Regions from separate parts of the Homo sapiens genome. Here region 2 is linked to region 1. A link is an interaction called in ENCODE POLR2A ChIA-PET data of the cell type or tissue named here. Cell type or tissue: OCI-LY7. All regions are shown on one strand.

Region 1 (2,500 bases):
GGTCCCAAAGTTCACCTTCAGCTTCTCGTTGGGGTTATACCTGGGGGTGAGACCAAGGGCTGAGAGCACAGCTCCTGGCCTATACCCATGCCCCCTCCACCCCACCCCTGTCCCCTGCCAACTCAGAGGCTTGTCTTGCCCTCCCCACCCACCCAGGTGGTACCTCCGTGCCAGGCCAAAGTCAATGATCTTCACCAAATGCCCGGTGGTGTTGACACACAGGATGTTCTCTGGCTGAGGAGAAAGGGGGTGGCCTGGGTGGGCCTCTGACCAGCTCACCCTCCCTCTCCCACCAGGCCCGTGCAAACCCCAGGCTCCTTGAGGCAGAGGCCCAAGCTGCCAGAGTGGGCAGCTGCCAGAGACCCTCCAGCCCTGCCTGCTCTGGGCACAGAGAGATCTTGAGGCAAGTCCCCCACGAGGGGCTTATGCGAGGCCTTGAAGCACAGGACCTGCCGTGATGGGTTCAGGTGAGATTTCCCTCCATCTAAGGCCATGAAAGAACACGACATTCTAGCAGTTCTGAGGATGGGGAAACAGAAGCCTGTGGAGAGGAGGCATGACAGCCTGCTATCCCCGCCCCCAGGCTGGGGGGCCAGTGCAGGACCACCACCAGATACATGAAGCTCCAGAGAACAGAGAAAGAAGATGCCAGCTCAGTTCCTGACAGGAAGCCTCTTGGGAACACGGGGCTTCACACTACTCCAGGGTCACTGGAAGATGCGCTACTCTTGTCTCCCCAGTTAGTGAGGATGATGAGCTACAAAACATCAGGCCCAGTCCACTCACTTTCTCACTTTAGCTCCCCAGTCCTTCCCAAAGATCTAGGAGGCACACACTGTTATCTTGAGATGAAACTGTGACATTGAGATACTATTACCATCCATTCCCATTTGGCAGCTGAGAAAGCTGAGGCTCAGACACAGAAGTGACTCGGCCACAGTTGCCCAGCAAGTAAGCGACGGAGCCAGGAAATGAACGCATGACTGACTCCAGCACTGGCCTTGTGATGTTCCGCTACCACCACTGATCCTGCACTCTGGGGTGAATATAACACTACAGGGTTGGCTCTTCCAGGCCAGGGATTGTCTTCTCCTGGCCTCCTGGGTCCCACCCTCAGGGTCTAACAAAGGCACCCAGTAGGGGCTCAGCCAAGTTAACACATGGATGACGTTACTGTAAGCCCAGTTCCTCTCCACTCTGGGCCTCTGTTTCCTCTTCCTATCACACAAGGACACAGGACTAATCTGAGGTTGCAGGGTATAAACATTTTTAAGTTAACAATGGTTCAAAGGCAGGAGATTCTGCACAAAAACCCTGAATTCCAGCAGCTCCTGAAACACCGGAAGCCCTGGCCACATGGGCCATATGCCTTGGAACAAGTTGCCACTAACAGCCTGAGATGAGACAAATGTCCTCCAACTCTCCCATGGTCGCCACCACCCCCTGATCCCTCCCATTCAACATGTATTTGTTATTTGTCTGGGCTCTGTGGGCATTTGACTCAAGTCCCCTAAGGAGACGCTTTCTGAAGGCACTCTTAAAACTGATAGATTCACTCAGAGCAGATACTAATGATTTTAATAGTTTGGCCTGGTGTCCCACAAAACAGGAAAGAAAAGAAGGGTCCCAGGGTACAAGCATTTGGGGAAATGAAGCAGACTCAAATTTCCTTTCAGAGATTCTCCATCTACACACAGGAGGCCCTCAGAAGCCCTGCAGCCAAGAGACCCAGGACATGGCCTGTGGGCTGGGGTGCACTCAACCTACTTGACCGTGAAACACTTTTTTTGACAAAAAACGTATTATTATCCTGAAAAAAACACATTTTAGGATACAGAGGCTCACGACTGAGCTTCTTCCCAGAGCACTGCATTTTAATTGGGGGACCCTATTCTGCCCCAAAGAAATTAGCCTTCACTAGGGAAAGGCAGTCTTCCAATGTCATCATGCAGGCACCAACTGCCCCCAGCTCAGTGAAGGGGCCACCATCTGTCCAGTAACTCAGGACTCACCCTTGATCCTTTCTTTTCCTAACCCTCACACATGCAAACCCTCAGCACATCAGATTGGCTCTATTTCCAAAATGTATCCTCCATCTGGCCCCTTTCCCTCCCCTCTCCCACTGCCACTCTGGCTCAAGCCCCTGGCATCTCTCTCCTGGCTTACTTACTCCATCAGCCTCTAAATTCCCTGCATCCACTCTGGCCCCACTGAAACCCACCTCCTCACCCTGTTTGTGTCCTCCTCTGTCAGTGGCAGTGATATTAACACACCTAACCCAGGGGACTGTTGGGAAGATGGCACCCTCACTCAGACAGTGTCGGGCACAGAGCAAAACTGGGACAGGTGTTAGAGGCGGCAACAGCATCTCCCTGCCTGCTTCAGACCCGTGCTGACTTCAATTTCACCCAGTGCGATTCCGCATTACTCTCGTGTATTTTCTCAAACACTTTTCATGGCTTAAAATGACCTATTTAGTTAGGAATTGTTTTATGAATGT
Region 2 (2,500 bases), 240 kb before region 1:
TTTATTTTATTTTTTCCTTTTTTAAAAAAAAATTATTTTCATTTTACTTTATTTTTATTTTCCTTTTAAATTTATTTTTAGTTTTTATTTTTTTTTAATTTTCATTTACTTATTTATTTTTTTGAGATGGAGTTTTGCTCTTGTTGCCCAGGCTGGAGTACGGTGGTGCCATCTCCACTCACCGCAACCTCTGCCTCCAGGGTTCAAGTGATTCTCCTGTCTCAGCCTCCTGAGTAGCTGGGATTACAGGCATGTGCCACTACGCCTGGCTAATTTTTGTATTTTTTAGTAGAGACAGGGTTTCACCACGTTGGTCAGGCTGGTCTTGAACTCCCAACCTCAGGTGATCCGTCCTCCTTGGCCTCCCAAAGTACTGGGATTTCAGGTGTGAGCCACTGCGCCTGGCCTATTTTTCATTTTTAAAAAAATTTTTACATCCAGGTTTCTTAAAGTAAAAAGAAACAAGTGAATTAATTTTAAGATGTATTTATTTTACCCAATATATCAAAATTATTAACATATAATAAATATAAAAATTATGAATGAGATACTTTACATTTTTTTTTGTACTAAGCCTTCACATCTCAGTGTGGATTTTACTGTTAGAGCACATCTCAGCTATGACTCCATCTGTGCTCAACAGCCGTCTGTGGCTCAGAGCCACCATATGCAAACATGCAGAGACAGAATGCTCCCATCACTGCAGCACAGGAAAGGCTGGTGCTCACACCTGCGTTCCTCAGTGCTTAGCCCAGTGTCTCCTGGCACACAGTAGGAGTGTCATGCACAGTGAGTGAATGGCTGCATGCCTGGCGTGCCATACTTTATGTAGTAGGAAGTAAAAGTGTCTGAGCACCATAAGACGGGGCAAAAAAAAAAAAAAAAAAAAAGTAAAAGCATCAGGACATTCCTGCTCTATGACCGAGTTGAGAAGGGGAGACTGGACACACAATTACATTCCGAAGCCACATACTAAGAAGCTATTAGGAGATACAAAAAGTAGAATGGTGGTTGCCAGGGGCTGGGGGAAGGGGAAGTGAGGAGTTAGTGGTGTTCAATGGGTGTAGAGTTTCAGATGAAATGAGTTATGGAGATGGATGGTGGTGAGGGTTGCACAACATGCTGAATGGATTGAATACCACTGAAGTGTACACTTGCAAATGATTAGGATGGAAAATTTGTTATGCATATTTTACCACAGTTTTAAGAATGAAAGAAAAATAAGCTACTAGGGAGTGGTAAACATAGGAGGGGCCATGCAAAGATTGCTAAAATACTTATTGGGTGAAAAATGCAAACTGCAAACATGTACATCAAACCACTCTTCTAAAATGAATTTATGTGCCTACGTGTATGTTAGTAAGTTCGTATAAAAAGCAACCTGTTTACAATAATAATTGAGCAGCAAGATAATGAGTTGGGTTTTGAAGAACAGGGAGGATCTGAATAGATAAAGATTGGGGGAAAGTCAAGAATACTCCAAAGAAGAACCGACTTCCAAAAAGGATTTGAAGGAGCTTATAATATTAAACCATACACAGAGCACTGCAAGACTCAAAAAGGGTTACTCTACACCATATAGAAGGGAAAGATTATTGAACCAGAAGCCCAGGGTGGGACTGCTACTACCATTGAGTACTAGATTTATCTCTGAGCTTCCTAGTAGCCAAGATAAAAATGGAAACTTGTACAACATCACCATAAGATCCCAGGAAGCACAACAAATTGTCTGTTGACAGAAACAAATATTTTTTGAGTATAAATTCAAAAGAGAATTTGTTCTGTGGCTCCTCATAAAAAGGTCACTGGGGCTGGGTGCAGTGGCTCATGCCTGTAATCCTAGCACTTTAGGAGGCTGATGTGGGTGGATCACTTGAGGTCAGGAGTTCGAGACAAGCCTGGCCAATATGATGAAACCCTGACTCTACCGAAAACAGAAAAAATTAGCCAGGTGTGGCGGCGCACACCTGTAATCCCAGCTACTTGGGAGGCTGAGGTAGGAGAATCGCTTGAACCCGGGAAGCAGAGGTTGCAGTGAGCCAAGATCGTGCCACTGCACTCCAGCCTGGGAAACAGAGCAAGACTCTGTCAAAAAAAAAAAAAAAAAAAAAAAAAAAAGTCACTGGAGGGCACAATGGACAATTTCTTCAACTGTGATTTGTCAGCAGAATCTATAGTATGTTGGTGAGTGGTTCCCAAACAGATGGTGCTGATATTATTCGGGTGAGTTTGGGAACAGGGGATGGGGTGAAGGTGGGGAGAGAATGGTGGAAGAAAGAGGTTTATGTAGCCCAGGGCCTCTCTGCAGAGTGCCTTGTGACAAAGTGGTTTGAGTGAGTTTAGAAATGCAATATGGTGCTCAGAGTGTGGCTAGCGTGAGAACCAGCAGCCTCAACCTCACAGGGGAGCTGTAAGAAATGCAGAATCTCAGTCCCCACTTCCCAAATCAGAATGTGCATTTTAACAAGGTTCCCAGGCGATTCATGTGAACATTCTAGCC

The links. Peaks named below come from ENCODE experiments on the same cell type or tissue, not always from the same donor. Only the 100,000 strongest peaks of a DNase experiment are listed, where the experiment ranks them.
Region 2: POLR2A ChIA-PET joins it to region 1 with 11 read pairs; 3 of 35 experiments call an interaction of 5 or more read pairs at or near these places.

Annotation. Positions count from the first base shown.
Region 1 is chr20:31,828,553-31,831,052 of GRCh38, reverse strand. It overlaps MYLK2 (myosin light chain kinase 2), which reads right to left. Exons shown (of 13, transcript NM_033118.4): 9 at 164-234; 10 at 1-40. Among named protein-coding and RNA genes, the nearest start is that of MYLK2, 10 kb to the right of the region's middle. In OCI-LY7, no CTCF peak of the experiment used is centred here; a DNase peak (open chromatin) is centred at 982.
Region 2 is chr20:32,065,922-32,068,421 of GRCh38, reverse strand. The region is part of intron 1 of HCK (HCK proto-oncogene, Src family tyrosine kinase); the gene reads right to left. Among named protein-coding and RNA genes, the nearest start is that of HCK, 15 kb to the right of the region's middle. RefSeq lists a silencer at 707-756. In OCI-LY7, no CTCF peak of the experiment used is centred here; no DNase peak of the experiment used is centred here.